Linked DNA regions of Homo sapiens: region 2 is linked to region 1. A link is a loop called in an ENCODE intact Hi-C map of the cell type or tissue named here. Cell type or tissue: breast epithelium. All regions are shown on one strand. Each heading gives the region's core, and the rest is flanking DNA. Links, peaks and the distances in the headings are about the cores only.

Region 1 (10,196 bases), core at 2,165-7,164:
AGATGAGTGTGTGTGTGTGTGTGTGTGTGTGTGTGTGTGTGTGTGTGTAGGATATGTTTATATATGAGCTTGTAGGTGGGGCAAGGAGAAAAGATTGAGAAGCTCCTAGGGAATGAAACCTCCAGCATAAGCAAAGTCACCGTCTTTAGGAAAGAGCTGACGGTCGCATTTGGGTAGAGTCTGACATTCATTACAGAGATTAAACATCGTTAAGGCAGCAGCTGGCAGCCTCCAGCGACATTGCGGGGTGGGTGGATTTGGAATTTAGCTTCCCCTTACTGCTTTCCTCTTTCTCTTCGAGGGGGCTTGCCCTCCTCCCCTTCCTTCCCATTTCCAGACATGCTCTTTGGGTTTCCAGGGCCTTCTTGCTTTCTTCTCTCGTCTTTAACAAAGCCTATTCTTAGGAAGAGATATAATCTTCTCCATTTGCATGTGAGTTTGGGTTCCAGGCTGCCTGCTACCACTGAGCCTGTCTTACCATGGAACTGATTTCGCCTACTGCAGAGCTGTGATGAGGATTTGGTGCCAAAATAAGGTCCTAATCTGCACTCAGCTTTCTTTCACTCCTAGAAATTGATGACAGTAAGTGGGTTGCCTCCCTGCTGCCCTCCCTCGTTTGGGTGACACACCACAATTGCACAGCCAAATAGTTTTCCAGGGGAGAAGCTTTCTAAGCTCCTGCCCACTGAGCAACAGGTTTTGTTTCTCATGACTTTAATTAAGGGAGTAAATAAATATAGCAGGATGACTTGCTTTTATTTTCCTTCTTTGCTCTAGTGAGAGTTCTCACCGTGAGGAAGGTAAATCCCCTGAGATCCTGGAGGTGCCCTGTGGAGGGTCGTGTGTGTAAGGCACCCTGGGGATAAATGGTAGCTTCCCATCTCTTACAATGGTTGGGGACAGCTGCATTGAGCAGGAAAGAGGACACAAGAAGGCCCTTTTGGTTTTGAAGTTTGAGCGGGAAAAAGCTGTTCCTTTTCTGGAGAGAGCTGATGATTAGGGAAGGAAAGTGATTCCAGGTCCTCAAAGAATGGTCACCAGGAGCAAAACTGGGGCAGCCAGAAAGATGGAGAAAGTCTGTGGGAAGGACTAAAATGGCAGGCCATTAAAAACTATGCTCACGCCTGTAATCCCAGCACTTTCGGAAGCTGAGGTGAGCAGATCCCTTGAGATCAAGAGTTTGAGACCAGCCTGACCAACATGGCCAGGTGTGGTGGCACATGCCTGTAGTCCCAGCTACTCAGGAGGCTGAGGCACGAGAATCACTTGAACCCGGGATGCGGAGCTTGCAGCGAGCCACAGTCACACCACTGCACTCCAGTCTGGGTCACAGAGCGAGACTCCGTCTCAAAAAAATAAACCCCCAAAAACTAGACTTTCATGCATCCATTGGGGTAGTTCTGGACATCTTCAGCACTGAGGGAGTGGCTCTTCCTGCTTCAAGGGTCCATAGTATCCCACATCAGGATTGGGACACGTAGCTGCCCAGGACAATCTATTGGTCTGAGAAGGACCAGCTGATGACAACCACACCCTAGGACAGCCAGTGATGGATGGGGAAGAGTTTGTGTTTTCCCTGTGTTCATGTGGGATTCAGACCACCCTCCTTTAAAAAAGTTTTAATTTTTAATTTTTATGGGTACATAATAGATGCATATATTTATGGGTTACATGAGATATTTTGATACAGCCATACAATGTGTAATAATTATATTGGGGTAAATGGGGTATTCACCACCTCAAGCATTTATCCTTTCTTTGTATTATAAACAATCCAGAAGTAGCTTGGACTACAGGTGCACACCACCACACCTAGCTAATTCTTGTATTTTTTGTAGAGATGGGGTTTCACCATGTTGCCGTAGCTAGTCTTGAACTTCTGGGCTCAAGCAATTTACCCTCCTCGGCCTCCCAAAGTGCTGGGATTAGAGGCATGAGCCACTGTGCCTGGTCTCCATTAATTACTTTTAAATGTACAGTAAATTATTGTTGACTATAGTCACTCTGTTGTACTATCAAATACTACATCGTATTCATCCCTTTCTTGGTCTAGGAAAACTCTAGGATTTGGGGGAAAAATCTTTGGGGAAGGAGCTAAGAACAACCAAGCAAACTCAGGGCCTCCAGAGGAAGTAATTCATGTGCAACCTGGGATGAATCCCTGGGATGAGTCTAATAAGGAGCTCGTGGAGCAGTAAAAAGCAGGAGTTAATAGAAGCCACACCAGCCTCAGCAGCATCTGACACCCATACCAGCCCTGCGTGTGAGAAAATGTTTGGATAAAATCAGAAGCTGAACATCTTCCAAACAGACATTTCCTCCCTTCTAAGAGGGCTCTCTATAAAATCCTCTTGTAAATTTTGAGGTATTTTTTTAAGGAGAAGCTCTGTTACTGTCTTTTTTATTAATGTTGTTTGTTGAGGCATTCTTATTTCAGCTGGTGGGCTTAGCACAGCCTGAGTCTTTCAAGCTTTAAAGGGTTTCATTTTTATTGCGATAGCTCTTGGTGCCTCACTCTTACGGAAGGAGTTAACAGGCTTCCCACACTATCTCAGCCCACCCTCTGGTTCTATAGACAACAAAACAGACCTAGGGAAGGTGGTGGGATTGCCCGAAGTCAGGGAGCCAGTTGGAGACAGAGCTGGTGCCAGTGCCAGGTTAGTATGGAGTTGAGGTGGACAGTATCCTGTTTGAGGGTTTTGTTGTTATTGTTGGTTGCGAACACATCATCTCGTCGGCTCATTCTGAGTTTAGAGTTGGTTGGATTCCATAAGTGATTTGCTTTCCTATGTGGAACTCTTAAGCCATGATGTGTCTGTTCTCTATTGGAGCTACAAACACCCATCTTCTCTCTCCTTGCTTTTCCTGGAAATGCAGACTTCATGACCACTCAAGTTTCTCTCCCCTGAAAATCCTATCCTGTCACCCCAGGGAGTTCATGGCTCTCTGTGCCCACTGCACTCTTATAACTGATTTTTTTGTGGGTGTCATAAAGTGCTTGCCATCCTTACTCTACCCTGAGGTCCTGTAGGCAGTACCATTCGTTCTTACTGTTGTATAGTATTCTACACTACAATTTATTTATTCATTCTGCATGGAAGGTCACCTCATCACTTTTCAGTCTGTGGCTACTAGGAATAGCGCTGCTGTGAATATCCTTGTTCAAGGCTTTCGGTGAACATATGTATCCACTTCCGTTGAATATATACCTGGGAGCAGAATGGTTATGTCACAGGGTAGCCACATGTTTCACTTTAGCAGGGTCGTGCTTGTATGTCTGTATCTCAGCACCTAGCACATAGCAGGCATAAAGTAACTATTAGTTGAATAAATACGTGTGCCATTATTTCCTCGAGCCTAAGTGTAATATTTTACATTTAATAAATGGATGATTAGTTTTTGCTGCAGAGCTACAAAAACCTTAGTCTTGCACATTCTTAGCATGTTAAAGATAGAGGGGACCATTTAAGTTCACCCATTCATTTTTACAAATGTGAAACCTGAGGCTCAGAAAGGAAATCAACTTACCCAGGAATGCACAGCATTTTTGTGTCAGAACTAAAACAGAAACCAAGCCTCTGTAAAAATATAAAGGCCTGCTTATTGCTTCTGTGCCACAGTTTAAAATGTTTATCATTTAGTTGCATTAAAATACTTATTCCTATGTAGTACCTCTGGGCACATAAAAGATTAAAGATTATATTTCTAGCATTTATTATTATTATTATTTTGCTTCTTCCTAGAGGGAACCATTTTGCTTCTTGCTGGAGGTAAGGATTAAAAACAGCTTTTTTTAGTCATCAGAGGAAACAGGTTGTGATTACCCTGTATCAAATTTTTGGTAGAAATGATTCCTTCTTACATGGATCAAAGATACATACTAAACTTTCATTATGCATTTTCTTTTTGCTGAGTTTACAACCCCTTAATGTGAAGCATGCTGCCAGCTTAACTAGAGCATTGAAAATGTGCAGCTCTCCTTCAAGCCATTGGCAGATTGCAGGCAGGCTGGTTTGGACCAGACATTTCACAGCATTAGAAGTTAAACTGTAGTGGGAACAGTGGTGGTAACATCCAGTCTCAGTCTACCTGAGACGCCATGGCTTCCCTGTCAGCTGTCTGGATCCTGGGAAGGACCACAGTGGATCCATGGCTCTGTGTTCCACCCCTAGAGAGTGACACATAACAGTGGTGGAACCGGTCCAGAATGAATGAACCCTCTTGTGCATCTGCTCTTGAACACGTGGGAGTGGAGAAGGTGGGTTTGTCTTCATTTCCATCCCCACTATCCTAGCTCTTGAACTTCAGATCTTGGGAGATCAGAGACTGAGGCAGGCTGAAAGTGGAGCAAAGCCAGCTCTGTGTGTGGGTGAGGAATGAGTCTGAATCACCCCGGTCTGCCTTCCGAGTGACAGTAGCAAAGCCAGTTGGAAGGAAGATCCAAATATTGCCAAAATCCAGCCGAATGAGAGCCTTGTTTTCATGGCCCTGCTCTGGTGGTTTGCCAGAAGAGTCTTCCCTTGAGCAAGTGGAGGTGGTGATTTGTAATTCCCATCGGTTCATTGCAGCATGCTTCTATTAAGTGCCTGCTGTGTGCCCAATTAATCCACCGATAGGTACAAGAGAATTAGAATTCTTGACCTCTGCCTTCAATAAACTTAACAACCAGTAGAAAGATTCATTCATTCATTCATTCATTCATCCATAATTTTCTGAAAGCCTACCTTGAGCTGTATACAGAATTAAGTACTGAAGACAGAGATGGTTCAGACCCAATACCTCCTTCCAACAATGTTACTGTCTAATAGACTGATAGGGGAGATGGGTGCCAACAAAATGAATAAGATGGACTGGGAGAGCAGGAAGAGCAGAGGGAGCAAAGAGAAGGAGCATCTCACCCAGGCTGGGCACGAGTTGGAGGAGGCTTCTCGGAGGAGGCTTCTCAGAGGAGGTAGTACTTGAATAGCATCATGAAAGATGAGCAAAGATTAGTGGGAAAATGAGCTGATGTGTGTACAGTGCTCTTTTAGGAGTCAGAGATATCTGAACAATTAGAATTTAGTACATGGTATGATAATTCAAGAGAACAAGGGACTGGAGTATTTGAGACTGTGACTATCTCTTATACTTTCTGAACATACCCACAAATAACCAGAGAATAATTTAACAAACAAGACATAACTGAACTCTCACATGCTGCTGGTAGGAGTGCAAATTAGTACAACTGTTTTGGAAAACTGGCAGTATTTGCTAAAGTGAAACATATGGCTACCCTATGACATAACCATTCTGCTCCCAGGTATATATTCAACGGAAGTGGATGCATATGTTCACCGAAAGCCTTGTACAAGGATATTCACAGCAGCACTATTCCTACTAGCCACAGACTGGAAAGTGCTGAGGTGACCTTCCATGCAGAATGAATAAATAAATTGCGGTATAGTCATACAGTAGAGTACTATACAACAGTGAGAATGAATGATCCATGACTACAGGCAACAATATGGAAGAGTCTCACAAATCTAAGGTTGAGTGAAAGAAGCCAGACACAGGCGGGCACGGTGCCTCACGCCTATAATCCCAGCACTTTGGGAGGCCAAGGTGGATGGATCACTTGAGGTCAGGAGTTCAAGACCAACCTGGCCAACTTGGTGAAACCCCTGTCTCTACTAAAAATACAAAAATTAGGCAGCTGTGGTGGCAGACGCCTGTAATCCCAGCTACTTGGGAGGCTGAGGCAGGAGAATCACTTGAACCTGGGAGGCGGAGGTTGCAGTGAGCCAAGATTGTGCCACTGCACTCCAGCCTGGGTGACAGAGTGAGACTTCTCTCCCCACCACACCCCCGCCCCAAAAAAGAAATAAACCAGACACAAAAGTGTGTGTACTATATGATTCCATCTTTATATAAGGTACAAAAACAGGCAAAGCTGATCTATGCTATTATAAGTCAGAACGGTAATTATAGTTGTAGTTGGCAGTGGGAGTTACTAGAAACAAGCGTGGAAAGTGTTTCATTGGTGCTGGTAATATTCTTGTTTTTGCTTTGGGCATTAGTAACATGAAGGTGTTCACTTGGTGAGAATTCAGTGAGCAGTGTACTCTCTTACATATATATTATACAGCAATCAAAAGTCAAAAACCTTCTGTAATCTTGGGTTAGACTCTGGGTCAGAGGCATATTGTAAGGGCTGTAGGAATTTGGAGTATGTAAAAGATCTCGATGGTGAACTGGGTCCTCCTGTGTTAACCATCTCTCACAGAGAAAATTGGGGGCTCCTGAGAGGTTTGGTGCCCTTGTGTCATTAAATCAAGCACTGTATTTTCCCTCAGAGAAGACCTCTTCTCATTAATTTGGCCTTTGCAGTGGATGTTACTATTTCAGAAGCAGAACAAGGTTATGGACAGAGCAAGGGTTTTTTTTTCACATGGCTAAGTGTCTGTGCATTATCACTGGGCAACTTGACTCTCTGCCCCTCAATTTCCACATCAGGTGAATGAGGATAACAGTCTGGGGCTGGTGTTCTGACAGTGCTGTTCTTATGATTCACTCCTAACCCCATTTATTGCCTGCCTGCTGGACTGTAGCAGGATACAGTATATGACAGAGCCCTGCAAATATGAGGAGGCATTGTATTCTGACCTGGGGCTGGGAGGCAAGGGATTCCCTAACCTACCTAGATCTGTGTGTACAGAATCAAGACACCAAGACTGGGTGCCTGCTGCTTCCCGAGGAAGCCTTCCACTGGGATATCATTGCTCTCATCTCAGCATTTCCTGTCATCCCTTGGCCAAGTCACTGAACCCACCTTTGTGTTCTCTTCTCCCCATTAAGAGAGGAGCCCAGGGATCAGTCGTTCTAACAGCATCTTTGACAGCACAAAGACTGTTTCTGTCTCCCAAAGAAAAAAACCATGGGAAAGGAGATATGAAGCCCATGCTAATCATTCCTACAGACTTCCAGCCTGCCTGCTGCCCTTCTCACTCCATTCACCAGGAATATCACAAGAGAACCACCCTGAAAAGAGATGTGACATAACTTGCCATTGTCCCTGACAGTCTGGGATTCCTGCCCAGTCCAGAGCCACAACAGATAGAGGAGAGGGGAGGGAAGAAGAGGGGGTGAATGCTGACTTCTTTCCGGGCTCTGTGCTTGATGCTTTCCGCCTGACATGCTTTCCATCATCAGGCACGTATCTATTGAGTACCTATTAGGGTCTGAGCACTGGTGATGCCACAAGAAACAAACAAACAAACAAACAAACAAGAAAGCTAGATCTTGGCTCTGTGGAGCTCATAGTCCAGTGAGGAAAGCAGACAATAAGCAGATATTCACACAAATAACTCAAAAAATGAACCTGTGATAACTGATAGGGAGAAGGAGAGGAAGGATGTCTCAGAGCACAACACAAGGTGACCTAAACAGGTTTGGGATAGTAAGAGAAGGCTCTGCAGAGGAGACAACTTTAAAGATGGTACCTGCAGGCTGAACAGAAGCTGTTGGATGGAGAATATCAGGGAAACATTCTAGGAAGAGAGGATGGCTTGCATGGAGATCTTGAGGCAGAAAGGACAATGGTGTTCAGAGGAACTAAAAGAAGGCCTGACTGGCTGAAGGGTGGTGCATGGGGAATGGAGAATGCCCTGAGAGCAAGACAGGAATGCAGTCAACATCAAGATCACAGAAGGCCTTGGGGGTGCGAAGACTTAGAAAGTGATTTTAGGAGTGATGGGTGGCGATTTAACTAGGATAATGGTACCCTTATACTTGTGGTTTTAAAAAGGTTACTCTGACCTCTCAATGGAGGACAGAGCAGCAAGTGGGTATGAGAAAGATTGGTAGAAGATCATGGCTATAATCCAAGCAAAGGATGTGGTGGAGTGGATTGAAGGAGGGGCAGTGGTGATGGGAAACAGTGGAGAGATTTGAACTATATTTTGGTGTTAGAATGTATAGGATTTGAGGATGGAAGGAATGGATGATTATGACTGCTAGGTTTTGGCCAGTGCAGTTGGGGGGCTGGTAACATCACTACTGAGATCATCCATTTCTGAGATGGGGAAAACAAGGAAAAGCTGATAGGTAGAGAATATTATAAATTCTGTTTTATCCTACTTAATTCTCAGGAGAGCCCTTCCTCTGTAGATAAGAAAATTGAGATCCAGAGAGGTTAAGAAACTTGGTCAAGGTCACAGAGCAAGTGGTCTAAATCTTGGCAGCAAGACATTTTTTGGTCATTTCAGAGATTGTATCTGTTGTGCATTCCTGCAGCATGTCACCATTTACAGAATGATTTCAAATATGTCATCCCATTTTGATTTTTACCAGTAAAACCCTATGAGGTAAACAGAGTAATCACCATTATACCCATTTTATGAGCAAGGAAATCGAGGTCATTAACTTGACCAATATCAGAGATCTATAGCTAATGTGAATAAGATTGAAACTCTGGGCTCTGTGACCACCAGTTCACGCATCTTTCCCAACTATCCCTCATTGTTATGTTTGTCAAATAGTGGAGTCAGATAAAATGCTTGACTGGCTAATGACAGGCAATTTATTTAACCTCTCTGAGCCTCAAATTCTTCACTTATGAAATGGAGAAAATAATATCTGCCTCCATGGTTTGTCATGAGAATTCAGTGAAGAGCTGAATGTAAGGCCCTTAGTACCTGACACAAGCAAGCACTCAGTTGTCTAGCAATGAAGCCACTGCTGAATATACACTTCTCAACCCAAACACCCCTTTTCCCTTGAGGAAAACCAGCAGCTCCCAGAGCTGGGGAGGGCCTGTAGAATTGCTGATGAACTTTTTCCCCAAAGGGCCTCCTATTTTCTTTATTCGTATTCAATTAGGACTTTTAGCACAGTTTTCTCTGTCTCACTGCCTTGTCCCCATTTCCAAAGTCAGTCCATTGCTGACTTTTGGCAATTATTCCTGTGTAATTTCTTTTACTTTGTTCCTTTCTTCCACACCCACAACACTGCTCAGTGTAGATCCCATTCCCTTCTTCCAGACCCATCACAATAACCTTTAAATGTTTAACTCATCTCCCAAGTGCTTGCCCAATTTGGGCATGTACAAATACTTCCCCATATTTTCTCATTTTCTATATAAGAAAGCCTAGACCTCTTAGTCAATGAGTCAGGTATCATTACAGTTACCTATCAGTTTCTCTCAAACTCACCTCCCAGTGCTATTCAACAGGGAGCCTTCTCTTCAACCAAAAAAGCCAACCCATCATCTTCCTTGTATCACCCTCAATCCCTCCACCACACTTCTGACCGTATTGTTCCTCACTCTCAGAATATCAGCCTCCTTCCTTTCCAATTATCTTCCCATTTCTTCAAGGCCCCACTCAAGTCTTGCCTTCTTTCTGAAGCCTCCCTAATTTTCCAGACTTGAAATGTCTTCCTCCATTGATTCTCAAAGTGCTTAGTACAGTTTCCAAGGCTTGAGATTTGGGATGGCCTTTTATTCTCTGTTGCAACTAGAGTGCCCAGCACAGCATCCTATACATTGGATAGTCATAAATATACAGTAGTTACCTGGTATATGCTTTAAGTCAATGAAAATCCAAGAAATGCATTTATATATTATTCGTTTGTTTGATTAACCACAATGAAATGGATTTTCCACCTATCATGTACTCTGCACTGCACTGGGGATGTCAGAATGAATGTGACCAATTCCCTACCCTCAAGGAGCTAGTGTATTAGAAGACATGGTGTGTAAATGGACATATATATTCAACGTAATACATGTTGTAGAAATATAGGATGCCAAAGTCGTTCATTAGAAAAGACTCCTACTTCAGACTGAGGCAAAGCCAGGGGTGTCATGAGTATAATTGTGCTCCCTGGAAACATATGTTGAAGTCCTAACTTCCAGTAGCTGCGAATGTGACCTGATTTGGAAATAGGGCCGTTGCAGACGTTATCAAGTTAAGATAAAGTCATACTGGATTAGGGTAGGCCCTAATGGCTGGTATTCTTATAAGTGGAGAGAGGCTTGGAGATACACAGCATATAGGGAAGAAGGCCACATGACAATAGAGGCAGAGAATGAACTGGTGCAACTCCAAGCCAAAGAAGACTGAGGATGGCCAGCAACCACCAGAAGCAAAGAAAGAAGCAATTCCTTATTTCTTAGGGCTTTCAGAGGAAATATAGCCCTGCTAACATTTTGATTTTTA
Region 2 (10,196 bases), core at 2,954-7,953, 270 kb after region 1:
TTTCATTCCCCTGCCTACCTCACTGAGTTGTTTTGAAGATCAAGGGGCAGTATGGATTGAAAGTGCTTTATACCTTTTAAGGCAGTAGTAGATATTTGTGGCCATAGCTGTTGCTATTGTCATTGTTGTCCTCTTTGTTAGGACCATTGTGAGCCTCCAGTGACCTCTCCTGGCCTGAGGAAGCAAAGGGGGAGTCATCCCAGCCCCCTGCACAGGTACTTCATCATGGTGAGGAACAGGTTTCTTATTTACTACCAGGTCTGCTAGGCTCATGAAATGAAGCTCAGGTAGAACACCTTCAATGGCTGTGTCTCTACACCACATCCCAATCTCTACACCACACCCCAATCTCTACACCACACCCCAATCTCTATACCACACCCCAGTCTCTACACCACACCCCAGTCTCTACACTACACCCCAATCTCTACACAACACCTCAATCTCTACACCACACTCCAATCTCTACACCACACCCCAATCTCTCCTGACACCAAAGTCTATAATGATAACTGATGAAAACAGAGATTCACTCATCACATCCTGAGACATACAAAGGAAGCCAGGCTGCCGTTTTCACTTAGAGTGTCCACAGGTCTGCATGGGAGAAAATTTCTAGAAATTCTGGAGCTGTAGTCTTCTCCCTCCAAGAGTTGGTTTCCAAAGCTTGGTTTACTTGATTTCAAACATCTAAACCATAGGTACTCAGGAACAGCTGTGTGTGTTTGGCACATTGCTAGGGTCTGTGGGGGTAGAGAAGCCCAAGACATGGGGTCTTAGCCTTCAGTCTGGTCATTGGCTTCATTCCAACGTGCTCAAATGCTTGATGTCTATTTCCTAACACCTCTGTTCCTGTTTTCTGTTATATTCTGCTGTTCTGGGCTCTGAGGGTGACTGCCATCCTCTGCTAAAAGGCTGTCTACTTTTAAGTAACTCCTTTGCTTTCATTTGGGAAAGCTGTCTTTCAGTTACTGGCTGCCTGTCTGGTTTCTACCTATAGTCAATCAAAACACAGGAAACTGTCTGACATGGTATATGATAAGATTCGGAATTGTGTGACACATAAAATTGCCCCAGAGTCCCTGGACCACTCTAGACCTCTGATAGTTAGTAGGGGTCCAGTTTCCCCTTAGGCTCAGAATGGCAAATAGATGCCACTGGGGCTGCATTTCTCTGCCCCCAGCAGACATGGTTAATCCATCTTGGTGCTTTTCAGCTGAGCCAAGGCTTGGCTTCTGACCTTTTCTCAGTGCAAAGCTGTCGGCAGCCGCCATCAATCGATCTGAGTTGGCACTTAGAGTATGTAGCAGACAGCTGGTGTCTCACTCCAATATCCTTTCTGGGCCATCCCCCCAGCTGCTAGGGGTAGTGGGTCTCACAACCCACCATTGCACCTGTCTCCTGAGAATTGTTCTCTGCTGGCCCTGATAGGAGCCACCTCACCAGGAAATGTCTCAGATCTTATGTCTTGACTGATATAGGGGCACAAAAGCCTGATGCCCTTGTCTCAAAGTGGGGCCACTCTGTGATGCTATTTGTACATATTGATATTCCTGGGATCAAGCTGAGAATGACTGTAGCTTTGCTGAGCCCCTCTCCTTGCTCGGTCCCCCTTCCCTCACATCCTTACAGCTTTTGTTTTAGTTTGCTTGCACCTTCAACAGATCACTCACACAAGAATCCTCATCTCAGGGTCTGTTCCTAGAGAAACCTGAGCTAACCTAGGTCATCTGCCATACCTGCCCTGCCTCTGCTCCTATACCTAAGAAGGAAAAATCAAGGACAAGAATAAATTGATAATGTGCAAAGTTTCCCATTCTCTGGCTCCTGTACAGTAAACAAACCATCATCCCACAAGTGTCTTCTGGGCTCTGGACTCGTGCCAGGTACTGTGGTGCGCACTGAGGACACACCAGCACACAAGACCAAGGAGGGCCCCTCCTCATGGAACTTCCATTCTATCTTAGCTTGCTTTTCCTATACCACTTGCATTATCTGTTCCATGTATCTCTGGATTTCAGGTCACCATTGACCCCCTGCTCTGTGTCCCAGTGCTGGCATTCTGCCCTATTCTGACAAAGATCATCTGTCCGATGGTTAACTTAGTCTTAACCTTGGTGTTCACTAGCTGCCGGAGCCTTCTCTGGTTTGCTCTGATTTTAGGCCAGCCTCTATCTCATACCGGGGCATATGTAACTTTGGAGATGGCTGGGTCAGGCACAAGCCTGAAGTGAGGGAAGCTTAGAGGGGGTCAGCATTGTCTATAGTGAGTTAGAATACAACTTACAATACCATCACTGATAACATCCACTTGCATTCAGCACTTTGCGATTTACAAAGCACTTTTATGCTTGCTATCTCATTTGCTTCTCCAACAATCTTGGAAGGTAGACTTAATTAGCTCTGTGTACGTGGTGAGTAAGCTTAAGGATGGGTGTAGATAGGACTGGACTGCGAGCAGGAAATCTCTACCCCGGACCAAAGTGAAGGAGGAGGGTAGAATGGAAAGAACAGAGCAGCTTCTGAAGCATCTCTCAGGAGACAGAAGGTCAAGTAGCAGAATCAAAGACCTTCCACTGCCCTCTCCTCTGTCTTCTGTTCAACTCAGGGAGTAGAAGGTCTTTGACCCTATTGCTTGGCCTTCCATCTCCTGAGAGACTCTTCAGAATCCATCTCTTCTTTCCATTCTGCTGTGCTCTGGTGTTCTCATTATCTGTAGCAGAAGTTTTATAATTTGCAGCTTACAGACCCCTAGAGATTCACGGGAGAGTTTCAGAGAGTTCATAATCCCCTTTCCCCAAATTGAAGTGTATGTCTATTTTTACCTGCAAAGTAGTTCACACATTTCACAAGATCCCCAAAAGCATCTGCAAACCACAAAAGTCAAGAATCACTGCTTAGGTTTTGTGGCCAGGATATACAAAGGACCTGAGATGAGGACGGAGAAAGGTTTTTGATAATATCAAAACATCCACTGCAGATGCAGCAATTGTATGTGCAGGCACAGCTGTGATGTCCATGGAACATCTGGCTGATAAATGAATTTTCCTCTTTCCAGTGGTTTTGAATCATGCAGTGACAGATTTTTAGAGCGAGATGCCTGTTCACTGCTGGGCACTTGATTGTCTCTCTGGGTCCCCTCATTGGTAAAAAAAAAAGCACATTGTGGCTAGGTTATCTTCAAGGGCTCGCCCATCACTGATGTTTTGTGCTTTTGTAAAGAGCCTCAGAAATCATCTCTTTCAGGATCTATTTAAAAGGTTGCAGCATGCAGTGGCTAAGGGTGGGTTTCTGAGCTAGAAAGCTCAGGTTGCAATCTCAGCTTTGCCTCTTGGTCAGGTTTTCTCTCTGGGCCTTGGTGAAATGGTGATAATGATGGCAGCTTCCCGTAGGGTTACTCTGAGGAGGACAAGAGTCAGTCATGTGAAGTGCTTAGACGAAAGCCAGCCACACAGTAGGCACTTCATCTGAATAAGTGTTGACTTTTGTGTAATTTGCACATAGAAGAGAGAACTGAAGGGTAATAAGTAATTTTGAAAAGGTCAATACAGTGAGAAAGAACAAGCCTCAGATTCTTGATTCCTAGTCTGTGCACCTCCCTGACTGCTACACTTGCTATGGTTCTTCATTTCTCCAAAGACTGAAGATTATTCTCAGTATCTGCACAGCCTTAGAAAACCCCATTCCCTAGGCCTGCTAATAAATCAATATTCAGGGAGTTTTAAAGACCTCTGTAAGGGCCAGACAGCACCTAGTACTATTATTTTCTATTCAAATTTTCATCCCTATTCCAGCCAAGTCCCAATGTCCCATCTTTGGACACTGTCCCATCAGGAAGATCCTGCTGTGTCTCAGATGCAAGTCATCTTGCTAGATCTTAGCTCGCGTTTCCTACACCATTTGCATTGTCTGTTTCATGTGTCTCTGGATTCCAGGCTGCCATTGGCCCTCCACTATGTGTCCCAGTGCTGGCATTCTGCCCTATTCTGACGTAGGCCATCTATCAGATGGCTGACTCAGTCTTAACTTTGGTGTTCACCAGCTGCCTGCTTTCAGAGCTGTCTCTGGTTTGCTCTGATTTTAGGCCAACCCCCATCTCATACCAGAGCAGGTACGGCTCTGGGGATGGCTGGATCAGGTGCAAGTCTGAAGTGAGAGAAACCCAGTGAAGGTCAACATTGTCTACAGTGACTTAGAATGCAACTTACAATACCATCACCAATAACATCCTCTTGCATTCAGTACTTTGCAATTTACAAAGCACATTTATGCTCACTATCTCATTTGCTCCTCCAACAATTTTGGAAGGTAGACTTAAGTAGCTCTGTTTAGGCTGGGCACAGTGGCTCACACCTGTAATCCCAGCACTGTGGGAGGCTGAGGCAGGCGGATCACGAGATCAGAAGATCGAGACCATCCTGGCTAACACGGTGAAACCCCATCTCTACTAAAAATACAAAAAATTAGCCAGGCGTGCTGGCGGGCGCCTGTAGTCCCAGCTACTCGGGAGGCCGAGGCAGGAGAATGACGTGAACCCGGGAGGTGGAGCTTGCAGTGAGCCTAGATCGCACCACTGCACTTCAGCCTGGGCGACAGAGGGAGACTCCATTTCAAAAAAAAAAAAAAAAAGAGCTCTGTTTAAGCGGTGAGTAAGCTCAGGCCTAGAGAAATTGAGTAACTTGGGTAAGGTCACACAATTTTTTTTTGAAAAAGTAAAATTGATGGCGAGGTGCAGTGGCTCATGCCTGTAATTCTAGCACTTTGGGAGGCCCAGGTGGGATGATCACTTGAGCCTGGGAGTTCAGACCAGCCTGGGAAACATAGCGAGACGTTATCTCTACTAAAAATTCAAACAAAAAAATTAGCTGGGCTTGGCGGCAAGTACCTGTGGTTCCACCTACATGGGAGGCTGAGGCAGGAAGCTTGCTAGAGCCCTGTAAGTTGAAATTGCAGAGAGCCATGATGGCACCATTGCCCTCCAGCCTGGGCAAAAGAGCAAGACTTTGTCTCAAAAAAATGAAAAATTAAAAAAGGTAGAATTGAAAACCAGGTCTGTCTGACCTGAAGTCCGTTTTCTTCCAGCTATGCCACAGCTGGGACGTCAGAGGGTTATTAGGTCTGGAGTAAGTGGAAAGAAGTCAGCTAGTTTGGGAAGAGCAACAAGATCTCAGGAGACAAGAGGGCTAAGGCTGGGAGCCCGGTTGTTCTAAGGCACTACAGTGTGACAGAGTACACCTTAGAGAGTTGGGCTTCTTTTGCCTTCCCACTTATGTAGCCTTTAACTGCGTAAGAAGCATTGGGAGCCTCAGCTATAGGGGCTTTTATTTCTGTTTCTTCATTTCTTGTCACATCTCCCAGGAAGTTCTATTGTGTCACAGAGATGAGCATAGGCTTTAAAACTAATCAGATCTGAGTTTAAATCTTTATTTTATGACCAAGAGATATTGGGTAAGTTACTCAGCATCCCTGAGCTTCTGTTTCTTCATCTGTAAAAATGGAATAAACACATCTGCCTTGCAGGGGGGTTGTGAAAATTAAATTAAATAATGATGCATCGTTTTCAGGAATACTTGGGGTGGAATGACCCACAAAGGGGTTTAACTTCTTGGCCAGAGAAACCCAATGGGCCTTCCCATGAGAGGCTGGGCCCAGGCCTCAGCTGTGTCTTGCCTTCTCTGGGCTCTACTTATTTTCTGGAGCCTCTTCTGTTGCAAGCTAAATAGTTCCTCCCCCTCAGTAGAGTCTATGCTGTTTCCTCTGGCTACAGACTCTATAATGCTCCTTGCTTAGCAGTTGCTTAGCCAAGCTGGGCCAATTAAGCTGCATTCCTCTAATTGTTTTGGTGGCTTTTCTCGGAACTCCCTCCAATTTGTCTACAAATCAGTTCTAAATTTAGACCCACCCGCCAAATCTTGGAGCTCTGAGCTTTTCACTGCTCTAGCCAACCATGAGGCTCTTCTACCATCAGTGATTGAGTTTGGGGGTGGTTCTCTTCCTCTCTCTCTTCTCCTTCCTCTAATTATCAACATGTAGGCATGAAATGACTTTGTGACATGCTTTATTTTGTTTGTAGAGTGCAGGTCCATATTCAGTTACCAAACAGTTATTCGTATTTAAACTCCCAGGAAAATGATGGTAGAGAATTAAAGGTGGGATTAATTTAAATGCACAAATTATTTTTACATTCCAAAACTGCACAGAGAAAACAAACCAATTTTGATATAACGGGGGAGAAAAGGTAAGAGGGTAGGAGCAAGAATAAAGTTATTTGCTCTCTGTGTTTTTGTGCCTCACTCCCTGCACTTTTTCTACCTTCCCAGTTTGCATTCACCAAAGTATCAGCGCCCCCGGCCTTGGTGTGTCTAACACAAAGAACCTGCAGTATCTTTGTCAGGTAGATAGGACCCTCCCAACCCCCAGGAGACAAGATTTCAAAGATCCCTATTCTCCCTCCTTTTTTCTCTCCCTCCTCCTTCCTTTTCCTTCATCCTCTTCTCCTCTCTTCTTCCTCCTCCATGTCAATATCAAATTCATTGCCACCAGCCATCTTTTATGCTAACAGAGTGGCTTATGCTCTTGAAAGCCTTTTCATAGACACAGTCTCATTTGAATTGTACAAGAGTCCTGGGCAGGGCCAGAGCGGGTACATAGACTCCGTTTGACAGATGAGAAAAGAGTACTCCAGAGAGGTTTAGCAACTTGCACAAAGTCAAACAGCTCATGGATGAGCTCTCAAAAAGACCCAGGATTTCTGGCTTCAGCCTTGGTCACAGCTGGTGCTCTACAAACATTTGTCAGATGAGAGAATTCTGATCTCACTGCTGGCTAACGGATCAGATCAACACAGCCAAAGGCTTCATGACAGGCTGGCAGGCTGGCAGGCTGGCAGAGAAGCCAGAATCTTCCGTTGTCTCAGAGCTTCATTCCCATCAACCCAGCGGACACCTGTTGACTGTTCCCAGAAAACCACTGCAGACATGTTTCTTTGTTGTCAGCAGAGTCCCCATGGACATCTCATGAGTCTTTGAGGATGCCCACAGGGCCCTGCAGGGAAGGAGACATGATGGCTGGCTGGAAGAAATGCCTCCACAGGTGGCGGAGAGTTTTTTTCACCTACTGTAGACTCCAAGTCTCTTTCTCTTAGGGCCTCAAAGGCATGTTAGCACATACATTTAACAGCAAGTGCTTGGATCTAACAATATTCTGAGTGCATAGGACATGTAGAACTGACAATCCTGCTTCCCTGTATAGATGACATGTCCCTGCTCTGCAAAATGGGCCTCTCACTTCTATATATATGACTTAGCTTTTTTTTTCAAGAATCAGGTGGGATAAGGAGTTTAAATGAGTTTACAAAACAGAAAGTTCTATATAAAATAGATGATAATTCTATATAAAAACTCCTTTGTTGCTGTAATTACAATAATCCTAGCGGTAAAGTTGACCTTAATACGTGATGGAATCAGCGATGGAAGAGACTTTAGAGTCACGTTTCCCAACCCCTGAGTTTGTGGGTGAGAACACGAAGCTCCAGACAGAAATGATGATCCCACAGGGCCACACAGCAGGTGTCAGGAGGGATAGTTTTAGAACTCTGTCTCCCGGCTCATCCCCTTGTATTCTGTCCTTTTGTTTTGGATGCTGTTTGTAACATCTATTTTTCTTACCTTAATTTCTCCCTCTTTCCTTTTCTTTCCCAAAATTCAATACGTGCAGAATGTCTTCCAAATACTCCTTATCCACAACCTTTTCTTTCTCCGAATGTATCTATTTTATGTCCCATTACCTCACAATCTTGTGATGTTGCTTTAATAATTAATGAATCCATGCTGACAGGTTAAAAAAGAAGAAACCACAATGACCAACTGTGCCACTCCACCCAGAGAGCATTTCATTTCAATAGACACCTTCACATACCTCCAAGAAAGAGAAATGACTATTCATGAAATTTCAAATTCTGTGGCACACCATTTGGGATTTTCTCCAGATTGCACATTGATTAGGGGGTTCATCTCGCTTTTAACTCATGGTTGAATATGTGGCTGCCTTCTCTTATTGGCTAATTGCTCTAACCTTCTGAGCTCTGTGACCCTGACTGATGGCACTGGATATTTCCACAGCCTTGTCCAAGGAGGCCTCCACCAGCAGGGCTGGTTTCTGACACAGAGTGTTTGCAGGTTATTCCATATTCTTTGGGTCAAGAATGGAGCTTGAGCTTCTTTCTGCATGTCAGTAATTAGACCCAATAGGTTCCCAGTGAGTGTGCATGAAATTGAAGGGTGGTGTTTCTTCAGGATGTGTTTCCTGGGTGAAGACTGTATGTGAAAATGTCAGGGCTGGTATCAAAAGAGGATTTAAAAAGAAAATTTTACTCAAGGAGAAGAAGCAAATGGACAGACAATTCCCCACTTGATGTCAGTCATCTGGTTCCTCTTTTCCTTCCCAGCTGGGTCATGGACTTTGCATCTTTTCTTGCATGTATAGAGCCTATTACAGATCCTGAAATTTCAGTGTTCAGTGAATACCAGTGCTGGGCTGTAAGACATTGGTGCCTCCAGGACAAGGAAGGATGTGCCCCACAATCAAAGAAGGGGGACAAGAAAGAATGAGATTTCAGAACTTGGAGGACTTCATTTCAACAGTTTTGGAAATTACCTAGTCTAACCTCCCTCAACTACTTTGTCAGGGAGTCTGAGACTGCCTATAGGGTATGCAGGAATGTGTCTTGCTGGAAACAGATAGCACCATTTGGACTGTGTGAGTGTGCATGCACCTTACGCAATCAACAAAGGGCTGCGCCTGTATGCACACATATGCCCATCTTCTCCACAGGGTGGACAAGCCCAGGACAAGCATCCTTCTCTGTAAAATGGAGCCTTGATATCTGCACTGTTTACTTCACAGGGTTGTGAAGAGGGTCAGTAAGATCATGCTTTGAGACACATAAGAAATATTTTTTTGAAAATGTGAGTGAAACCTTGGTGTGCATGGGATTAGGTGCACAACTAGAGGAAGCTGTGCTTGCTAAGAACAGGCCTATTTTGTGGTCTGGGGAACAAAAGATACCTCTTGCCCTCAACACACAACCCTGAAGGTTGGGGAGGCCACAGCCAGCTGGGAAGGGAGAAAAGGAGCCTGATGAGGTATGTGGATGAGGAGGTTGTGGTGGACAAGAAGGGATGGCCCTGTCTCAGGACATGTAGGAGGCTGCCTTATCTTGAACATTCTCCAGAATAACGGGAGGTCACCTGGGGTGCTGAGGTCCTCAAGGCCACCAGGTCTGGGGCTCAGAACTACCGGGGCTGAGTGTTTGTGTATGTAGATGACAGCTGGCAGATGTGGAGTAGCACATGGGTAGGAAAACAGACTAGGAGAGTGAAAGACATTTGGCTGAGGCTGCATAATAGGATGTGTAAAGTGAGGGACTGAACACAGGCCAGTGTGGCTCCAAACCCAGGATACTCTTCCCAGCATCACAAACAGAGCAGTGGAAGAGAAGAGGGCTGTTCTGTGCTGAGGAGACCTGAAGCCCAAGGAACAGGCCTTCCCTGTGCTTGGGATGAAGAAGGTAGTGGCCTCTGATTGCATCCTTGCTCCTCTGGGGAGGGTTGGTGAGCTCTACCACCCTTCTAGAAAGGATGGCTCAGACTTCCCACTACTCTCCTTTTTCTCCAGTTTCTTTCTCCAGTTGCTCAAGTTCAAATCCTTCCTGTAACCCTTGATTCTTCTTTTTCTCTCCTTGTGAGCTGTTCATTTGAAATATGTTCAGAAACTTAACAGTTCTCGCCATCTTCACTGCTGCCATCTTGTCCAAGCCCCATCATCTCTCTCTGGTCTCGTGCATCTCTCTGCATCCACCCTTACTGCCTGTCATCTTGTCTCTGCACAGCAGCCACAGGAATCCTTTTCATGGGTAAGTCAGTTCCTGCCTCTCTTCAGAGGGAAACCCCAAAGGCCCTACTATTATTTGAATGTGTCCCCCAAAGTTGATGTGTTGGAAACGTAATTATTGCAGGAATGGGCTCCTGATAAAAGGATGGGTTTGGCCTCCTTTCCTCTCTCTTTTGTCCTTGTGATGCCTTCTGCATGTTATGACATAGCGAGAAGGTCCTCACCAGATGCAACCCTTTGACATTGGACTTCCTAGCTTCTAGAACCATGAGCCAGAGAAATTTCTGTTTATTATAAATTACCTG

What was found. Peaks named below come from ENCODE experiments on the same cell type or tissue, not always from the same donor. Only the 100,000 strongest peaks of a DNase experiment are listed, where the experiment ranks them.
Region 2: a loop joins it to region 1, with 5 times the contacts of the local background. A loop is called at or near these places in 1 of 110 quality-filtered maps.

Annotation. Positions count from the first base shown.
Region 1 is chr17:33,317,881-33,328,076 of GRCh38, forward strand. It overlaps a transcript of ASIC2 not described here. Among named protein-coding and RNA genes, the nearest start is that of ASIC2, 30 kb to the left of the region's middle. In breast epithelium, for the core only: no CTCF peak of the experiment used is centred there; a DNase peak (open chromatin) is centred at 4,440; H3K27me3 peaks cover 322 bases.
Region 2 is chr17:33,590,216-33,600,411 of GRCh38, forward strand. It overlaps a transcript of ASIC2 not described here. Among named protein-coding and RNA genes, the nearest start is that of ASIC2-AS1, 36 kb to the left of the region's middle. In breast epithelium, for the core only: no CTCF peak of the experiment used is centred there; a DNase peak (open chromatin) is centred at 5,845.